Regions from separate parts of the Homo sapiens genome. Here all the other regions are linked to region 2. Evidence: chromatin contacts called from ENCODE Hi-C or POLR2A ChIA-PET data. All regions are on one chromosome and are shown on one strand. The core of a region is the stretch at or near the end of the contact, and the rest is flanking DNA. Distances in the headings are between cores, read along the strand shown. Region 1 holds the start of SPIN2B (spindlin family member 2B). Region 2 holds the start of RRAGB (Ras related GTP binding B). Region 3 holds the start of SPIN3 (spindlin family member 3). Region 4 overlaps NBDY (negative regulator of P-body association). Region 5 holds the start of NBDY (negative regulator of P-body association). Region 6 holds the start of FAAH2 (fatty acid amide hydrolase 2). Region 7 holds the start of PHF8 (PHD finger protein 8).

What was found. A loop is a pair of places that touch in the nucleus more often than their neighbours do. ChIA-PET counts read pairs that join two places held with the same protein, here RNA polymerase II (POLR2A). Pooled maps may share reads with other maps.
Region 1: a loop to region 2 is called in a map of naive thymus-derived CD4-positive, alpha-beta T cell, with 11 times the contacts of the local background. The contact joins the promoter of SPIN2B here to the promoter of RRAGB in region 2. A Hi-C loop is called at or near these places in 1 of 168 maps with a recorded cell type or tissue (naive thymus-derived CD4-positive, alpha-beta T cell), 1 of 37 single-sample maps with no recorded cell type and 12 of 50 pooled maps.
Region 3: a pooled map shows a loop between it and region 2 (27-fold over the local background). The contact joins the promoter of SPIN3 here to the promoter of RRAGB in region 2. A Hi-C loop is called at or near these places in 2 of 37 single-sample maps with no recorded cell type and 6 of 50 pooled maps.
Region 4: a loop to region 2 is called in a pooled map, with 8 times the contacts of the local background. The contact joins the enhancer-like site here to the promoter of RRAGB in region 2. A Hi-C loop is called at or near these places in 2 of 50 pooled maps.
Region 5: a map of B cell shows a loop between it and region 2 (28-fold over the local background). The contact joins the promoter of NBDY here to the promoter of RRAGB in region 2. A Hi-C loop is called at or near these places in 8 of 168 maps with a recorded cell type or tissue (B cell, CD4-positive, alpha-beta memory T cell, CD8-positive, alpha-beta T cell and 4 more), 30 of 37 single-sample maps with no recorded cell type and 28 of 50 pooled maps. POLR2A ChIA-PET finds 5 or more read pairs at or near these places in 4 of 52 experiments (MCF 10A, activated B cell, activated CD8-positive, alpha-beta T cell and 1 more).
Region 6: a map of PC-9 shows a loop between it and region 2 (12-fold over the local background). The contact joins the promoter of FAAH2 here to the promoter of RRAGB in region 2. A Hi-C loop is called at or near these places in 2 of 168 maps with a recorded cell type or tissue (PC-9 and naive thymus-derived CD4-positive, alpha-beta T cell), 1 of 37 single-sample maps with no recorded cell type and 10 of 50 pooled maps. POLR2A ChIA-PET finds 5 or more read pairs at or near these places in 1 of 52 experiments (activated CD4-positive, alpha-beta T cell).
Region 7: a map of B cell shows a loop between it and region 2 (19-fold over the local background). The contact joins the promoter of PHF8 here to the promoter of RRAGB in region 2. A Hi-C loop is called at or near these places in 4 of 168 maps with a recorded cell type or tissue (B cell, CD8-positive, alpha-beta T cell and naive thymus-derived CD4-positive, alpha-beta T cell), 3 of 37 single-sample maps with no recorded cell type and 19 of 50 pooled maps.

What each region holds. Positions count from the first base shown.
Region 1 is chrX:57,120,242-57,122,941 of GRCh38, reverse strand. It overlaps SPIN2B (spindlin family member 2B), which reads left to right and starts at 1,394. Exons shown (of 2, transcript NM_001006681.2): 1 at 1,394-1,704; 2 at 2,311-2,700. The coding sequence starts at 2,313. It also overlaps a transcript of FAAH2 not described here. RefSeq lists a silencer at 1,107-1,226.
Region 2 is chrX:55,716,436-55,719,135 of GRCh38, reverse strand. RRAGB (Ras related GTP binding B) reads right to left here and starts at 1,387. Exons shown (of 10, transcript NM_006064.5): 1 at 717-1,387. The coding sequence starts at 808. RefSeq lists enhancers at 769-898, 1,059-1,258.
Region 3 is chrX:56,994,270-56,996,969 of GRCh38, reverse strand. It overlaps SPIN3 (spindlin family member 3), which reads left to right and starts at 1,429. Exons shown (of 2, transcript NM_001010862.3): 1 at 1,429-1,754; 2 at 2,021-2,700. The coding sequence starts at 2,023. RefSeq lists an enhancer at 1,398-1,497.
Region 4 is chrX:56,762,605-56,765,304 of GRCh38, reverse strand. The region is part of intron 2 of NBDY (negative regulator of P-body association); the gene reads right to left. Among named protein-coding and RNA genes, the nearest start is that of NBDY, 35 kb to the right of the region's middle. RefSeq lists enhancers at 689-1,048, 1,044-1,545, 1,509-1,628, 1,649-1,698. Within about 2 kb of position 1,389, at least 24 of the 41 ENCODE cell types and tissues checked have a DNase peak (open chromatin) inside an H3K27ac peak, as active enhancers do.
Region 5 is chrX:56,727,907-56,730,606 of GRCh38, reverse strand. It overlaps NBDY (negative regulator of P-body association), which reads right to left and starts at 1,364. Exons shown (of 3, transcript NM_001348129.2): 1 at 1,018-1,364. The coding sequence starts at 1,253. The coding sequence ends at 1,047. RefSeq lists an enhancer at 1,244-1,323.
Region 6 is chrX:57,285,362-57,288,061 of GRCh38, reverse strand. FAAH2 (fatty acid amide hydrolase 2) reads right to left here and starts at 1,356. Exons shown (of 11, transcript NM_174912.4): 1 at 1,045-1,356. The coding sequence starts at 1,236.
Region 7 is chrX:54,043,141-54,045,840 of GRCh38, reverse strand. It overlaps PHF8 (PHD finger protein 8), which reads left to right and starts at 1,368. Exons shown (of 22, transcript NM_015107.3): 1 at 1,368-2,079. RefSeq lists enhancers at 777-1,236, 1,447-1,696 and a silencer at 1,257-1,426.

The sequences.
Region 1 (2,700 bases), core at 145-2,644, 1.4 Mb before region 2:
AAAAATTGTATAAACTTTCACTTGCATCAGCACTAGATATGAAGCTTTTTCATGATCAATGACATTAAGTAATATTTTAATGTTCTTTCATACTTTGACTGTTGAATCGAGATTATTATTACTTCTATTTTTCCTTGTAGATGTTATTTTATTAAGTGTAGTTGTTCTGTTAACATCCGACTCATCCCCTCATTCAAATACCATAAGTATCTGAATAAGAAAGATACCATTAAGCATTGTTTTGTTTACAGAGTTTTTGGTTGGTTCATTTGCTTTCTGTTCAATTTTATTTTGCTGCTTTTTACCTTTTAATAAATCAAATATTGATACTGGTACAACATTAGTATACAACCTTTCTCAAAATATTTAAATAATTATTTCAACATTCCTTAAAGAATACCCAACGTTTCTCCACTGATTTATAAAACTATAACTTTAATTATTTCTTATAAAGTTATTTTTTTGCAAAGCTTTCTATTCCGATACATAGATCTGATTACTGGTTATTGTGGAAATATTATGTCAAATGCCCAGTACTGGGAGAAAAGCCAAATTATAAATCACTTTAAAATTGAGTTTTACGGACCAAGTGCAAGATATGTAACAGGTGCTCAATAAATATTTGTTGAATGAAAAAATCGATTAGAAAACATCTAATTTCCTGGAAAAATTAATAGACATGAATTGCAGATAAAAAACAAATCCCAGTTTTGCAAAAGTTTAGGAAAAAGGAAAAAAAACTATGAGCATTAATATTTTGCTGTGAGGCCCTCAAAAATGGGAGATGGGACTGCAGTTGATGATTTTCCTCTTAATATTAATTTCCTAAAATGTAGATAGTGTTCACGTTGTACATGCAATTATCTTGCAATAAAGAAAAGGAAAAAAAAATCCCTCGAAAACAAAAACAAAAATGCCAGGAAATATCAGTCAGCAAAAATTAGGTAGAGACTGGGTCAAAATGGCAGACTTACCATAGTGAATTTCTCTGTTCCAACTCCAAATCCTTTCAAAAAGAGGAAAGACATATTTACGTGTAAAGAATAAATCCATAAGGGCATGGGACGGTGCAGGGGCAGGGGTGGGCGCGGGGGTGGGCGCGGGGCGGCAGCAAGGCGAATTCCAAGAAGATGGAAAGCAGGGCAGGCAGACTAAGAAGGTGGAGGTGGGAACCAAGTGGCCCTGAAACGGGTGAGGAAGGGGCCACAGGGTTCCGAGGACGACTGTGGCACGAACTACTCCGGATTTGGAAAGAGGCGGAGTCAGAGCCCATAGCTCCGCCGGGGCTACAGGCTGTGTGGTGGGCGTGGGAGCCTGGTGGAGAGGAGAGCCGGGTGTTTGACAGGAAGAGGAGGCCTCTCTCTGGGCAGGAAGCTGCGCTACGGAAAGAGGGAGGAGACTGCCGCGGCGACAGCAGGGACTGGTGGAATCCCGATGTGGCTGAGGGGCCGCCACCGCCAGCAGGGAGGCGGAGGGCTAGCGAGCCAAGCGGTGGGGACGCCGCTGCCTTCCTCTTTGCCTGTCTCGCCGCCCTCCTAGACACGCTCCTCATCTACGGATCCTACCCTCCCCGCTCTTGCAAGCATTCACTCGGCCGGTCGCCTGCTGACCCTCCTTCGCCACAGGCTCGTAGCGGAGGCAGCAGCGAGGTGTCCGATTTGGGCACGTGAGGCCCGCGATCCCCGGCGGTGGACGCCAGGCAGGGCAAGGCCATTAGTGGGCGCCAGAATGGAGAGGGGGATGGGAAGGAATCCAGCAGGAGACATGGGGTGGAGTTGGGCGCCAGGCAAGGGTGGGGTGGGGGAGTGCGGTGAGCAACATGAAAAGGGGGTAGGAACGGGAGCCAGACAAGGATTTGAAGGTGAGCGCCGGGAAGCAAGGGCGGTGGGTACCAGAGAAGTGGTTAGGGTAGGCAGGGGGTGTTGTGGACAGCAGCTGGGACGCTCAGGGAAGGAGGGCAGTGGGTGCCGGTCAAGGCCTCTTTGCAAGGGGATTGGAAGTGGACGCCAGTGGTAGCAAGGGGTTCCGGGAGGGCAGTGGGCTCTGAGCTAGGAGGAGGTGGCCCAGCCACTTCTGCAGAGTTCCTAACCCCAGACAGCTCTACTGCACCACCCCAGCCCTTCCCCACAGCCCAAAGGAACTTAAGAGGGAGAGCACTGCGGGCATGCAGCCAGGATTTCCAGCATTGCTTCCAGGCTCCTAGGGGAAACTTAGGCACTAGCGCAGACTACATCCAGACATGGCTATAGGGAAAAGTTTGCCTTGTGGCACACTGGGTGTGTCTCTCTATCCTCTCTCCTCCCCCAGCAGGCATGAAGACCCCCAACGCACAGGAAGCCGAAGGGCAACAAACCAGGGCAGCTGCAGGACGGGCCACTGGGTCTGCAAACATGACAAAGAAAAAAGTCTCCCAAAAGAAGCAGAGAGGCCGACCTTCATCCCAGCCCCGCAGGAACATCGTGGGCTGCAGAATTTCTCATGGATGGAAGGAAGGAGATGAGCCCATCACGCAGTGGAAAGGAACCGTTCTGGATCAGGTGCCTATAAATCCCTCTCTTTATCTGGTGAAATATGATGGAATTGACTGTGTCTATGGACTGGAACTTCACAGAGATGAAAGGGTTTTGTCTCTTAAAATTCTTTCTGACAGGGTGGCATCATCTCACATTAGTGATGCCAACCTTGCAAATACCATAATTG
Region 2 (2,700 bases), core at 138-2,637:
GTGTATACTCTCTATCTCCTAATTAGAAGTTCAAGAGAGAACTCCTAGGAAGATTTATTTAGGAATACAAATGAGCCATTAAAATTCAAGATTCAATTTTTCATCATCTTAATCAAAGCAACACAGCTGCTTTAATCAAACAATATCTTCTATTTCTAAAAAAACAGAATATATTGATATCCTCTACTTGAGGACTGAGTATTGAATATCTTCTATGTATAAAAAACATTCAGCCTCCTAATTTTAAAATCTGGAAGTATCTTTTTAGTCCTTCAGCTGTCCTTCCAAGCCCTATTTCACTCATCACAGACACAAAGTAGATGTAAGTCTCAAATTCAGGTACAAATTGGCACAGAAAACACCCTCAAGCTCTGACCTGGAAATGCAAATCTTCTTTCTAGTCTTTCCATCCCCAACCTGGTGACAGCAAATCTCCTTTACTGATAATTCAAAGCAACTCATAACTGCTTTAATTAGAACACTCCCCCAGCACCACCACCAGGAATATCAGCCCCTTCCCAAGGGTTGTTTCTGATCAGTTAGCACCAATTCGCTTTCCAGTTTATCCTGTCGTCCAAAGCATAATCCCAATCAACATTACTGGTAAATCAAAGCAATTTATCATGGTGCGGGGTGGGGAGAAGTGTTCTAATTCACAATACTCTCTTCAATTTGAACACCCCCACTTCCAGGTTTCACAAATACCCTTCACCCACCCAAGCGATCCTTCCGGTTCCCCTAGTGGTGGATCCATTCTCGGCCCCAGATTTTCTTTCTCCGTCGTTTTCTCAGAGTCAGATTCTTCCATTGCGCAACAAGTCCTTTCCAGTCCCTTCTAAATCTTCAGTACTCTTCAGGGTTTGTTGTTGTTGTTTGTTTGTTTTCTTTTTCACCCCTCAACTGCCTATTCTCATCGCCTATGGCCCTCAGGCCTGCTCTATTCTTGCCTCCGCCTTTGTCCACTGGGGGGCCGCTTTCCCCACGGTTACCTTTATCTCTCGAACCTGGCCTCAAGGCACGGCCGAGCTGGCTAGCTTTAAGGCCAAGTGATTCCGTGGTACAAAGTAAGAGTTGGAGAATGACAGGAAAAGAGAGGTGGGTTAGGGGTTCGTCCCGAGTTTGGGCCTCAGGCCCCCAAGGTCTGGAAACCCAAAGGTAACTTCACCCGCAAAGAGGTGAGGACCGCGAAGGCGGAGGTGGCAGAAAGAGCTGACCCATGCCGTAGGCACTAAGCGGAGAACGCCTCAGCTGGCTCGTGGCTTCCGAGCCCGGCCGCTCGGAGAGTCAGCCGGCGGGGGCAGTAGTTACGACCTAACCACCCGCCCTTCAGGAACCCAGGTATCTCACCGCAGCCACCCAACTGCAGGCCAGGATCACGTGGGCATCTGCCTTACCCCGGAGTCTGTCACGTGACTGCCGCTACCAAAGGGACGGGTGGGCTGGGAAGAATACCATAGAGACAGCTCCAGGAAAGCCAGAGTGCCGTCTGTCATCATCACGTGGCCTTGGCTCAGGCTCCGCCCCTCGGGCGGGGTAGGGCGCTGGGAGCCTTCAGCCTCTCTAATGTGGGTGGGCCTGGCCCCACCCATCCGCTATGGAGAATTAAAGGAGCCGGTTGCAATTTCAGTGCCTCTGAGCTTCTCTTTTTTACTGCTGGTTACCGGTAATGGTTTTTGACTGGGAAGACCGAGCATTGTCTTTGCCTTCCTGCTTTTTATTGTTAATTCTTGCAATCGAGTTTGTAATTAAATGATTAATACATCCAAAGCGCTTAGAACTGTGTCTTCCACATAGCAAATACTGTATAAATTATCGTTATTGCTGAAACCAGGGATTCATCAGGAATTTTAACACACACATTCATCTTCCCACTTGTTTAAAACAGGAAGTGAAGGAAGTACCATAGTAAGAAGTCAATAAATAAAGTCTAGGGCTGGGAGTGGTGGGTCATGCCTTTAATCCCAGCACTTTGGGAGGCTGGGGAGGGAGGATCACTTGAGGCCAGGAGTTCAAGACCAACCTGGCCAACATAGCGAGACCCCATCTGTAAATAAGTGAAGTCTAGAATTGAGAACAGAAAGACTACTGGTAGGGATATGCACACCAGGAAAAATGCCCAGAGGGGTTCAAAGATGTTCCTTCTGGAGAATGGGGTAGGGGATAGGACGTGATATGTCAGGGGACTATTATTTTTTATCTGAAGCCCTTCTGTGCTATATATATTTCTATAATGTATAAATGATATATAATAATAAGATTAATATGACATTTAATTATATTTAATATAATCAACTAATACTTAAATAATATGTTATAAATATGTTATTTTAAATAAATGTGTAGTTTAATTATATTATTTATAATTAATATATGATATACTACATGTATTATTTACACGTAAGTGTGTACATATATTACTTTGATAAGAAAAAAAGGGAAGGAAGGAAGAGAAACTGCAGGAAACAGAGTACTATTATTGAAACTGCCTTTGCAAAAACTGTAACTGAGGAAATTATGACAGTGAAAGAGATCAGACCTCACCGACTCCATCTTACATCTAACCTTTAAGGTGTCCTTGTTCATTCCTGGGCGTAGGCCGAACTAACCTTGGGAAGGAATTTAGTTTATAGTTTAACTCTGATACAAAATTGATAATAGCCCTTTCTCCCTCCCGCTGCCCCCCACTAAAAAAAAACAAAA
Region 3 (2,700 bases), core at 180-2,679, 1.3 Mb before region 2:
CCTTCATCACACCATACATAATAATTAACTCAAAATGGGTCAAAGACATAAATATAAGAGCTAAAAACAAACAAAATTTTACAAGAAAATATAGGGGTACATTTTCATGAACTTGGATTTGGCAGTGTTTATTTAGGTGTGACTCCAAACGCACAACCAAGTTTTAAGCTTTTGTGCATCAAAAATACTATCAAGAAAGTGAAGACACCCCACAAAACGGGATAAAATATTTTCATATCATATATCTGATAAGGTTCTCTCATCCAGAATTTAAAAAGAACAATTAACAGCCCTGCTACAAACAATTCATTTAAAAAATGAACAAAGCACTTGAAATAGACATTTCTCCAAAGATACACAAATGTCCAACAAGCACACAAAAAGATGCTCATCCTCATTAGTCATTAGAGAAATGCAAATTAAAACCACAATTAGGTACCACTTCATACCCACTAGGATGGCTGTAACGATAAAACTGATTGAATCACTTCTAAAATGTCTTTCTCCACAGATTTATGATCTCACAAATTCCTGTTTTAATTATAGCAATTGTTCTAAGTTTAGTGTCTAGGTTATTCTGTTCAAGTGAACAGAATAATTCATGCGCAAGCACAATTTATAGGTATTTAACAATTAAACGTCTGAAGATAGGAGGCAACGGCAAAATTATGAAAAATCCTAATGCTTAATTTTATGAAGCTACTACAAAACATGTTCTCAGAAAATATCTAAAAAATTGAGCAAATGTTTATTCTACATGGAAATGAGCAGGACATGAAAGTGCATATTCAAAATTATCCAAGCTTTGTAAGAGCTTAGAAAAAAGGAAAAGGAAATAGTGTTAATATTTCACTGTGAGCCCTGGAAAATGGGAGGCCGGCTTAGTTAATTATTTTCTCTTCATGTCAATTTTCTGAATTTTACAGTGTCAATATTGTGCATGCAATTCTTTTGCAATCAGGGGAAAAGAAAAGAAATCCTCAAGAAGTTAAGTCTGGGAATGACAAGTCAGTAAAAATTACGTAGATTGGGTCAAGATGGCAGCCTGAACACTGAGCAGTAGCGCATTTCTCTTGTCCTACCACAAATCCCCTTCAATGGAGGGTGGGGGGACGCGGGGAGGGAGGGGAAAGGAAAGGGCTAATTCCTGAAAGGTGGAAAGCAGAAGGGGCAGGGGCGCAGAGGGTTGAGGTTAGGTGAGGGGAGGGGCGCGTGCTAAACCAGAAGAGGTAAACCAATGCAGTGAGAGAGAGGTGGTTGTGGGCTCCACAGCTTCTGATTTGGAGGAAGCTGCGAGACCGAGAGCCTAGGAGCACCTTCCACGCCCAGGGCTGTGGTACAGGTTGGTGGGGGAGGGGCGCCACGCGGTGTTTGGCAGGAAGGGGAGGCCTCTCTACTGACCGGAAGCTGCGCTAGAAAAAGAAGGAGGAGACTGCGGCGCAGCAGCGACTAGTGGGAGTCCGATGTGGGAGAGGGGCTGCGGCCACCGCCACCGCCGCCGCCACCAGGAAGGCGGAGGACGCAGGAGCCAAGAGCAAGGGACGCCGCCACGGTCATCTTCGCCTGCCCCGCCGCCCTCTTAGAGACACTCATTGCCTATGGATCATCCTCTCCCAGCTTTTGCAAGCACCGGGCTGCTCGCCCGCTGATTTTCCTCCTCCATAGGCTCACTGCGGAGGCAACGGCGAGGTGTCCGATTTGTGCACTTGAGGCCCGCAATCCGGGACGGTGGGGAATCTGCGCCTCCTGGCCGGGTAGTGTTGGAAGCAGGGCGAGGGGAATGGGGAAACGCTTCGTATTTCACCGAACCGCAGATCTTAGCCAGACTGAGCTGGGGAGGAAGGTTACTGCAGGCACTCAGCCAGGGTGCCTTGATTTCCAGCTTTGCTATCTAGCTTTCGGGAAAAACAGGTGTGGGTTTACTGGGTGCGCTGATTAGGAGAAAAAGCTCTCCGTGTTATGCATTGATTTTGTTAATTTCCTTTCTCGGTCCACCTGGCAACTGTGCTCCTCTTCGCAGGCATGAAGACCCCGTTTGGAAAGGCAGCTGCAGGGCAGCGGTCCAGGACGGGCGCTGGCCACGGCAGTGTGTCTGTTACCATGATAAAGAGGAAGGCTGCACACAAGAAGCATAGGAGCCGACCCACCTCCCAGCCTCGGGGGAACATCGTGGGCTGCAGAATTCAGCACGGATGGAAAGATGGAGATGAACCTCTAACACAGTGGAAAGGAACCGTTCTGGATCAGGTACCTGTAAATCCCTCTCTGTATCTTATCAAATATGATGGATTTGACTGTGTTTATGGATTGGAACTTCACAGAGATGAAAGAGTGTCATCACTTGAAGTCCTTCCTAATAGAGTTGCATCATCTAGAATCAGTGATACACACTTGGCAGAAATAATGGTTGGCAAAGCAGTGGAACATATTTTTGAGACAGAGGAAGGTTCCAAAAATGAATGGAGGGGGATGGTCTTAGCTCAGGCACCTGTCATGAACACATGGTTTTACATTACCTATGAGAAAGATCCTGTATTATATATGTACCAGCTCTTAGATGATTATAAAGATGGTGACCTCCGCATCCTTCAAGATTCCAATGATTCTCCTCTGGCAGAGAGGGAGCCAGGAGAAGTCATAGACAGCCTGGTAGGCAAACAGGTGGAATACGCCAAAGACGATGGCTCCAAGAGAACTGGC
Region 4 (2,700 bases), core at 140-2,639, 1.0 Mb before region 2:
AAAAACGGGGAGGAATTGGACACCAGGGAAAAGAGATAATCAGCCACCCACTGCAATATGGAGACAGGGCAGAAAGGAGAGGGAAACGCCAATTTCTCCTCGCAGGGGTCAGCTAGAGTCCTACTAATTTCCTTAGGAAAAGTAAGCCTGTTTTCCCTAACGGTGTCCCCGCGCCCAGCTGACCCTGCCTTCCAGTCTGCTCCTGGAGCAGAAGTGGAGAAAAAGTAAAGAGAATGAAGAAGAAAAAAGTGAAGGGAGAAAAACTCCAAAAGTACACAAAGAATCAGTGAGCAATGAGATTGACAGCGAACTGCAATGCAAAGTGCCTCAGATGGACAGCTGGCAGCACTATGAGTGGCCTCTTGTGGCCTCACAGAGGAAGAGCCACCAGCCAGGAGAAAGCATCAGCCCCTCAAGCCCGGGTCTGCACCGCGTGGGCACAGAGGCCTGTTGGGCCAGGAAGCTGCCCTGCTCCCTGTGGCCCCCACCCCTACCCCATCCTACTGTTGCCGGTTCCCCCAAAGTGACCACATAGATGGGAAGCCCTGCTGTAGGTGAGATGGGTGCTCCTAGGCCAGTTTCTTTTTTTTTTTTTTTTTTTTGGTGTTTGTTTTGGTTTTTGGCACCAAAAACAGAAAGAGGGAAAGAAAATGGGGGAAGGGAAAGACAAGACTGCTGTTTGTGGAGCCACATTGCCATCTAGTGGAAGTTGTTTCTGAACACAACAGGATGCACGGACACCTGCCTTCTGCCAGGAACAGAGATCAGCGAGGATGTGCTTAGACTATGTCTAAGCCTGGGTTTCCCCCACCGGGGTTCTGAGCCCTTGAAGGAAGTGTACCTGGCATTGGGACGCTTTGGAGAAGCAACTACTCTAGAGGCCCCAGGACAGAACAGCCAGGCAGCCCCAAGACCAGTCAGCCCAGAGGGCGGAGCTGGCCCGGCAGCCATGTTGAGATGGACATAAACGAAGCCACTGGCCGAGACGGGGGCCGTTTACTCTGGTGTCTTTTGTGGGGAGTTCCGGGGTTCCCTTGGCTGGAGCCACGTGTTGGCAAGGGGGCCCCGATCCTCCCGGGGAACAAAGGAGCTTCGGGATACTGGAGACGTGGCAACCCAGGACCAGCAGTACCTGGAGATGACCAGGGGAACCCATGGTGGGTCGCCCCTACCTGCCCTTTTTTTCGGAGAGAGCTGTGGAACCAGGGAGGCATCCTGGGAATGAGCACAGGCCAAGGGCCAGCTTGGAGTTCCTCTCTTGTCCTGCTTCAGCCTGGGGGCTCCATGCCGCCATCTCTTTTGCGCTCGTGGGGTTTCCCCAGCACTTGTGCCCAGCTGCCTCCGGTTTCTAGATACAGTTTCCGCTTGATGGCAGTATGGCTCCACAAACGCCAACTACAACTGTAACCCTGCCACTTCAACTCCAGGGCCTCCGCCTTTTCCCATGTGAAAAAAGGTAAAGAGGAAAGAGAAACAAAAAAAAAGACAGAGGAGTGAAAGGAATCAGTCACCTGGTCCCAGATTGATCACCAAACTCATGGGACCGTGTGACCAAGGACCAGGACCAGTAGGCTGGAGATCCTGTGGGAATCCTGTTTAGGGAGCCAGCCTTTGCCCTTCCTTTGGCTCTCTGCAGGTTTCATGGCTCTTGCCCGTGCAGAAAGTAAACAACAAAAAACATGATCATTACTGGGACACCACAGGAGGACTAGGATCATAGGGCTACTGCCCCAGGACAAGGTGCTGGTCACCCAGCTGGCTTACACAAGGTTCTGCTGCAGGACTGGGGGTCCTACGAAAGCCTGGAGCTCCAGGTAGAGTTTACCGCCTTGGGCTGACACATGGAGGTCATCAAAATAGGTGGACTGCTCAACTGGAAACCACAGGGCCTGAAGCAGGAGTATCTCTCAGAGAGGACACTCAGCAACTTGCTCAAGTCTGACTCTGCTCAGGCTGTCCTGGGTTTCACACAGATGGGGGTGGGAGGAGGGTGGCTCAGGGGTGCTGGGGAATGCCACCACACACCACAGATTCTTATGGCATCACACAGGGCCAAGGCTCCCAAGGGAACTCTCTCTGTCTCTAACACAAAGTGAGGTTCCTTTTTAAGCAGCTTGACCCAGGATGCTCCAGTTTTACACCAGCTGCTGGATCCTATCTGTTAACAGACTTCCCACATTGATTCTCAGGAGAAGGCGAGAGTTGCCCATCAATCAATGGCATGATGGCCCAGGCCTGGAGTCAGGAATTCTCCCCTGTCTCCTGTTCCCTTTGCACATTTAGAACCTGTGTGGGAGAAATTGTAGGCAGTCTCGTGCCTGTGGTGGTGTGTATGTGTCTGTGTGGGAGAATGCTTGGGCCTGCACCCCTGTGCCCCTGTGAGGTTTCTTGTTTGTGTGTCTATGTGTGTGTTTGTGTGTGTCTGCATGTGTCTCTGTGTGCGGGTGTGTTTGTGATTTCATTTCTGAGGTCCCTAGTGAGTGTGTGTATGTGTATCTGTGTCTATGGTTTGTGGGTGCCTTCCTGTGTGAGAGTGGGTAAACTGGCACATGGCAGAGACAGCCTGCCTGTATACACTGAAATCCGGATAGTTGTGTTCACATGGCTTGACTGGAAGGAGAGGAAATGGGGGAAAACTTGCTGAGGCTCCTACTGGCCAAGATTACATTATTAGATCGTCTTCAAGGAGAACAAGGTAGA
Region 5 (2,700 bases), core at 115-2,614, 1.0 Mb before region 2:
TGCCCCTCCACATGGCAGATGTCACTCAACCTTTAAGGCCCACCCAAAGTTCCTCCTTCCTTTTTTTTTTTTTTTTTTTTTTTTTTTTTTTTTGAGACGTAGTTTTTTGCTATTGTCGCCCAGGCTGGAGAGCAATGGCGCGATCTCGGCTCACTGCAACCTCTGCCTTCCAGGTTCAAATGATTGTCCTGCCTTAGCCTCCCGAGTTGCTGAGATTACAGGCGTCCACCATCACGCCTGGCTAATTTTTGTAACTTTAGTAGAGACGGGGTTTCACCGTGTTGGCCACGCTGGTCTCGAACTCCTGACCTGATCTGCTCACCTCGGCATCCCAAAGTGCTAGGATAATAGGCGTGAGCCACCGCGTCCGCCCCCCTACTCCTCCTTTTTGATGGCTCATGATTACTACCAGGCAGTGACTTGGTCCATCCTCCACCCTTCCTGAATACCTTGAACAAGCAAACATTATGGCACTTGGATTTGACTATCACATTGTAGCTTTAAAAAAAAAAATTCAACTCTCCTGCCTTACACAGAGAAAGACATACACTTCTGAAGGCTGGCCTTCAACAGATGCTTTTTATTGGCCTTGAACCAGCCTTTTTTTTTTTAACAAAAAAATTTTCCAATGCACGCAAAAGTAGAGAGAATAATATAATAAATCCCTACATATACATCACCCAGCTTTAAATTATCAACTCATGAGCATTTTTATTACACTTTCCCTCCACCTTGGCACCAATGACTTACTTTCAAGCAAATCAAAAGATTCAAGTCTATTTCTTAGAAAATATAACTACAATTATTTCATCTAAAATATTACAAATAATTATTTAATGTCGTTAAATATCCATCATTTCATTCAAGCATATTTTGTGAAAGAGCTGCTTAATCCCTGCATGTTATTTTTTCTATTTTGAAATCATGGAAAGAACAGGGAAAAGGGGAAGGAAATTTGTGAGAATGCATAAATAAGTTTCAAAGAGCCTAGATGTCCTAGATGAGAAAGAATCTGACCTGGTTTAGGGTGGGAGAAATTTATTTCTCTACTTCTCCGGAGGAGGAGGGTGCGACTTCAGGCCGGCTGATGCAGGAGGAGGTGCGGAGGGTAGAGTGGTACTACCTCCGTTGGGAGTTCCTTCCGGATAATCCCAACGCGGAGCGAGGAGGCAGCGCTTTTTTGGAGGCTTGGCTTCCCGTGCGTTTCCAGGTGGGAGAGTGGATCTCCCGGAGGCACAAGGTTGGTCTCCCATAAGGATTACAGAAACGGGTCGTCAGTTTTCTCCGGTGGGCCCTGGCAAAGCCAAGAGACCTGAGATGGCGGCGAGTCCCCTCCAGGCACAGAGCTGGCTTCCTCCTGTTTCGCTCTTACCGTATTTCCTGTATCCTGAGACGTACATCCCTTCTCCGCCTCCACCCCTCCTCCCTACCCCATTCTATTTTAATGTTTCTATTAGGATGGGTGTTAAAAACCGATGTCGTTATTTAATATAGTGTTTTTCCATCGCGCCCCACCCCCACTAAATGTAAATAAATTTATTGAGAATTTAATATAATTTATGCAATTTTAAGATGAGAAGAAATTCAAGTTTACCTTTAAGTGGTAAACTCTGAATGGCTTATATGTGTGGGAGGGACGCGGGGGTGGGCGGTAACCAAATAAATTATTGAAGAGCTTTACAAGCCAGCTGCAGATGCACATCACAGAGCTGTGAAACTAGCTACAAACATTTAAAAAGCAATATGCAAACATGTAAGTTGACTAGAGTGCAGAATAGCACACTAGCACAAACCATGGAAATTGAATGTGGAAAATGAATTCACCGTATGTCATAGAATCTAAGATCATTTTTTCTTTATTTTTTAAGCAAATTTGTAATTTTTGAAGGCTTATTATGTTTTTCCCCAAATTTGAATATCTAGGAAATCTCTGCGACCTAACAATTGATGGTACACTATACTTTAGTTGGCAGCTTTTTTTTTTCTTTCTTGTAGGTATGGAAAATAATGACCCATCTTACTAGTGATGATATGTTATATTCTATGATTTATGGTAACCAGAAGAAAGTACCACGTGTCTCAGAAGAAAAGGCTTCTGGAACTTCTTAGACCTTCATTATTAAAATAGCCTACACATCCATCTCCCTTTAGCTATGGACAAACTAGATCACACTTCTTCAGCTTTGTTCTCAGTGCTTTTTGTTTGTTTTTTGTTTTTTTAAATGGAGAGAGCTTAGTCCTTAATGCCAGAGTAGAAGTGCCTGTTAAACTCTGCTGTTTACAAGCTCTGAGCTCTTTGAGTAATTATTTAAATTCTTGGAACTTTGGTTTCTAGGCCATAATTTTTTCCTTGCAAAGGTGTTTCCATAACCAGGGATAATACATGTAAAGCATTTACTACTATAACTATCTCTTATCTCCACCCTTCTACCTTCCTCCAAGTAACCAGCACAGCCCTTTACACAAATTAGGTACTCAGTAAATATTTGGGAAATAAATGACCCCGTGGTTTTGTGCCAAATGCTACTAATAAAGACAGAAAAGTCAGATGTAGCTGTAGCTTAATGAAAAGATGTGAGGGAGGCATTGAGAGAGGCAATATTTTAGAGCTAGAAGAGTAGTTGGAACTAGACATACTGATGTGGGAGACAGCAACATAGAGGTGATAGTTAAAGACAAGGGAATGGATTATATCCCCAA
Region 6 (2,700 bases), core at 107-2,606, 1.6 Mb before region 2:
AAATCACAATTACTTTTGCACCAACCGAATACATCCCATTGCCTCCCTAACTGGTAGAAAAGCATGCATGAGTGGGTAGAGGCTGGGGAGGGGGTACGGCAAGAAGACAGGATATGTCTTTGAAAGGTAACCAGGAGTACAATACAAATATTAATAATTCATACATTCAGGAGCACATACTGAGATAGTATTTGCTGCATGCCTATTCTTTGTTAAGTAGTATTGTAGATTCTGGAAATAAAGCAATGACGAAAAACAAATGAAACAGCAGAGAGGTGAAAACAAGCAGAGTATAAATAAACAATACTAGACTGTAGCTCAAGATCTCCAGGTAACCAATCACTTATATGACAGAGATGAATAGTCCTGCCTGCACAATTCTATAGAGAACGAATGAGCTGCTTAATTTTTTTAATTTAGAACTTTCAACAATTTTTGTGCAAATCATTTTACTTCAGTTTCCTTATGCATAAAATATGAATATTGCCTATATAACTGCATCCGTGAAATAGAATATGTTTAAGTACCCAGGCAGAGTATTTCACATATACTATGCAATAAATATATGGTAGACGCAGCTTTTACTATCCTAGACCAAGTACTACTTTTACTTTAAATCAATTTTAAAAAGAATTGGTTGAATGGTAAGCAGCAGGTTGATCTGGGGCCTGTGAGAGACGGAAGAATAGAGAGAGAGAAAGGGAGAGGGAGAGAGAAAGAGAGAGACTGACTTTCCATAGCTGAGAATCAGTTTGAAATTCACACCTGCTTTACCCCACACACAGTAATTATGCACAAATAGGACAAATGGATAGGAAGGACTATGACGGTACCAAAATAGTCCAACCCATGCCCACAGTAAATGTCCTTGGTAAAAATAAACGTACTACAACACCCAGAAGTCTCCCTTCATCCCCAATAAATGCCTCTCCTAAGTCGCCCTAGTAGAGAATGGAAAGGAAACCACAACCACCGCCACCACTAAGCTTCCTGGATCCTGCTAAAAGACCTGTCCCTCCAGCCTCTTCTGAATTGCATTCTCACCTTTCTCTGTCGGATCAGCTTGGCCAGCTGCATCCCCGAAAGCAGAAGCAATGGTTCAGTCACCGGCCGAGGGGTCTTTGAGGCAAACTTTGGACCCCCTAAGACTAAAGCTGCTCGGCCTACTAAGCCTATGAGAAAGCCTAGCGCCCGCAAGAGGAACAACTGAATGCGGGCGGTAAATGAAGGTGCCATCGCAGCCTGGATTCCGCACGGTCCTAGTGCTTGAGGGTTACGTGCACCCTGGGGAAAGGACGAGAAAAGTACTAAGCAAAGAGGGACTTATGAAGCTTTTCGTTTACAAGTCCAGTGTCTACCCACAATTCCACAGGAGCTTGTTTATCATCACCTGCAGGGCTCCTAGCCAGAGATGGGGGCGGAGACTTCCCAGCAGCTGCCTGTGTGCAATGCTACCTGTCGTTAGTGCTGTTGTAACCCAAGACAGAAAATGCGTCATAAGAAAGAACACTGGCCTTGGAATTCCCCAGTTCTGCTACTGTGTAGCCCTGGCCAACCTACACTATATCTCCTAGTCAGTTTACTCATAAGAAAAAAAATGGGAATAACTACTCCTATATCAAAGGGTTACCATAAACACTAGATAATAAGTAAAAACATTTAGCACAATTTATGGTAAATAGTATAAGTGGTAGTTGTTATAGTTTATTTCAGCTGTGCTTGTGAAAAAAGTGTTGTAAGTATACCTTTGTATGCAAATATTCAGTATGCTCAACAAACAACTAAATGGCAAGTATATATATATTTTCCATATGCATATTATTTAATCCTTATAAGATCACTAACAGGTAGTACTGATGAACATCAAATCTCCAGCCCATCTGTCTCCTAAACTGGACACTTGAAATGCCTTTTTTGACATATCCATGTGAATGTCTTCCAGATCGTTCAAACTCAACAAGTCCAAAACTCATCCTTTTGTCCCCCAGACTGCTGCCCCTACAGGTCTACAAATGGAATTTTCATCCACCCAGTCAGCCATGCCAAAAATCTAGAATCACTTCAGATTCTTCCATTTCTCTTATTCTCATGACAGAATCCAGCCCTTCCTTCTCAACTCAGTCTGGCTCAGATCTCACTGAGGTTTACATGAACTTCTACAAATAATCTAGCTGATCACTCTGCCTTTATTTATAGAGTGTTCTTTCTAATATGTAAATCTGACAATATTACACCCCTGCCAATAACTCCGCAATAATTCTCCATTTTCCACAGATTCAAGACCCATCTACTTTGTCCAGCATTCGACTCTCATGACTGGTGTCTGAAAAACTCTATGCTTCATCCCTAACCCCTTCTATCCCTCACATGCTAAGCTCCTGACAAACAACTATCCGAAAGTTCTCTCTTCCCTCCTTATCTTTGCATCTGCTTTCCCAACCTCTTCATCTAGTTCAGGACAAGTACCACCTCCTCCAGTAAGTCTTCCCTGAACTTACAACTGGGTGTGATGCCACTCTTTTGTAACCCTGCACTCCACAGATTAACAAAATCATAGCACTTACAACCCTCTGTTATGTGTTAGGTTTTTGTGTCTATGCCCCATCTAGATATAAACTCCTCGAAGAACAGGGTCATTCTAATTCCTCTTTGTATTGCCAGAGCCTGACATAGGGCTTGATGAGAAGTCAATACAGGTTT
Region 7 (2,700 bases), core at 119-2,618, 1.7 Mb after region 2:
TTTCGCAATCTTTCATGTTGTGACCCTTTACTGTTTGACCTCCTACCTATCTCTCTTCTGTTTTCCTTGTTCCAACAATATTCAACTTCTAGTAAATATTTTTCTATGTGCCTCCATGCATTTGTACACGTTGATCCTTTTGAGTACAATGTTCTCGCTTGTTTATTTAAGTGAACTTAATCGTCCATGTCCCCCTGCCGTCTTTCTTACAGCAGCTGCAAGCAGCTTGTAAGGCTCTTTTGTAGCTTCATGTTGCATTTTGCAAAGGTCATTTTGCAGGTGGTATTTGTGTGCTTACTGTGCCTTCTATTCCAATTGTTTACTCGCAACTTTGTTTCCTGCACTGGCAGATGCCCTCCCACTCCAGAGGCCCTGTTTTCACCATTGCATCCCCAGGGCCTACCCCACCATCACTGGTTAGTAAATTGTGTGCACGCACACATTTCCTTTTTAAAGCAATGGGACCCTTTAAGAAAATGAAATAGTAAGATAACTCCTAGAGAATTTTCTAGAATGTTTGAGAAAACCTAGGCCATCTTGAAGCATATGTACGAAGCTCCACTAACTCAGCAAAGCTCCACTAACTCAGCCTTTCCTCTCATCCCCCCTCCTCTCCCCTCCCCTCAGGCTATAGTCAGAAAATTGTGGGACAGGTGCAAACAAATCCTTGAACTGTATTTGAACTGAAGTGAAACAGTAGGGTCAAAGAAGAGTTCAGAGGGAGTTGTGGAGTTGGCAGCAGCTTTACAGAGGAACTACACTGAGGGCCTGGGGACAGAACGCGGGTAGCACAGGGCACAAGGTTCAACGTCCCTGCTCCGGGACTCAAGTCACTTGGCTTCTCGAAGCCCCTGCCTTCATTTGGTGATAATCACAGAGCTTCCTTCACAGGGGGAAGAACCAACAACGCAGAGACCGTGGGAAAGAGCCCAGCCTATCGAAGGTGCTCAATGAACAGGAGCCGCGGTGAGTACTCCGCCTCTACCCCGGCTGAAGCCCGCCCCCGCCGCCACCTATTAATTTTGTAGTTTGGAGTCACCGAGTTCACCTCCTCTCATAGGAGGAGAAGGCTGGGGAGGAGGAGTGTGCGAGTCGGGGTAGCTGAACTCCCTGTTTGCCCGGAGGAGGGGGAAGGCTAGGAAGTTTCGGGCCCCACTCAAAATGGAGCCAAACGTCTGCCTCGCCTAAGATGGCGGCTTCTCCGCCTCTGGGCTCAAGGTCTTCAGCGGCGATTGGGCACCTTAAAGAGACGAGCGGGTCCAAAGGTGGCTGAGAACCGCCCTCCTTTCTCAAGGTGGCGCCCCGCCCCCCCGATGACGTCACCCGGGAGCCGGCGGCTCGCGGTTCCCCGCCTCCGCCGCGCTCACCTCGCGAGTCCAGCCCTCATAAGATGGCGGTCGCCTTGGTTGTCTGGGTAGCGCCGCCACTCTCAACATGGTAGCTGTTTATCCCGTATTTCTCCTCCCCTCTCCGCCTCAACTTCCTCATTGTTTTGAATAAACTTTATTGACTACTCCGAATTGCCTACCACCGCCACTGGGCTTCTCCCAGCGACTTTTCGGGCCGTGTGCCTCGGACGTGGCGGCCGGTTCATCTCTTTCCCCGTTGGTTTGCTCGCGAGTATCTCCTGCCGGCCCAGCGACGACGCCACTTGCCCGTTCGCCGGGCGGCCGCCAGACTAGGCCCAAGCCGCGGTCTCCAGTAGGCCCGAACGGCCGGGCCGAGGGGAATGTTGTGGAGGAGGCTGCTCTGAAGCACCGTTGAGCGGCTGGCGCCGCGCGACCCAGCGGGGGGCTCGAGGGGAAGGCGAGCGAGGTTCCCGGCGGTACGGGGACTATCCCAGAATTCGACGCGCGTCGCCGTAGGGGCCGGAACTACCGGACGAGCCTCCGCTGAGGCGCTTCGCAGTCCCGGAGCTAGCCCGGCTGCCGGCGTGTCGCTGGGGCTGAGCTCCGCGGGCGTGGAGTCCTTGCAGCCCAAAGCATGAGGAGGTCCCTGTAGGATTCTGGACTGAAGACGTTCTTGTCAGGTTTGGGGCGTGAGGAGGTTCCTGTCAGTTGGGGAAGCGTTAAGATTCCTGTAAGTTTTGGGGGCTGCGAGGCTATTACTGTCAGTTTTAGGATATACTGTGAGGTACCTGAACATTTGGGGAGACTAGGGAGCTCTCATCAGTTTGAGGGGGGGCTGCAAGGAAACGCTGCCAGTTTCCGAGCGATGCAAAAGAATCCTTGCTTAGTTTCGGGAGTGTGAGGAAATTCTAGTCAGTTTGAGGGGTTTTGAATAGATCCTTTTGAGTTTCAGGGATGCAGCCAGAACCCTGTCATCTTTAAAGTACAGAACGAGCTGGTCAGTTTAGAGATTTATATTTATTTCAGTTTTGGGGGTGATGAGACTCCTGACTGGTCGGGGAAGGAATGATATTGAGAGTGATGGAAAGGATTATTTAAACTCTCCGAACACGACCCCAGAACTGTGATTTGAGTTGGGCGCCTAGTCTTGTCTGTCTTGTTCGTGAAGGCTTTGAGTAACCTGAAGAGACTTTCAGGGATCCCTTATCTCTCTCTGGTTGGCCCTATTTCAGGTGGTGAGAGGAGGGTCTTGTCTTGAGATACCCCCAGCCTCATTTTTGACGCTGTGGTTTGCGTCATAATAGAGGGAGCCCTGTGAAACAGGGGTCAGCTAGGGGAGGGTTCAGTGAGA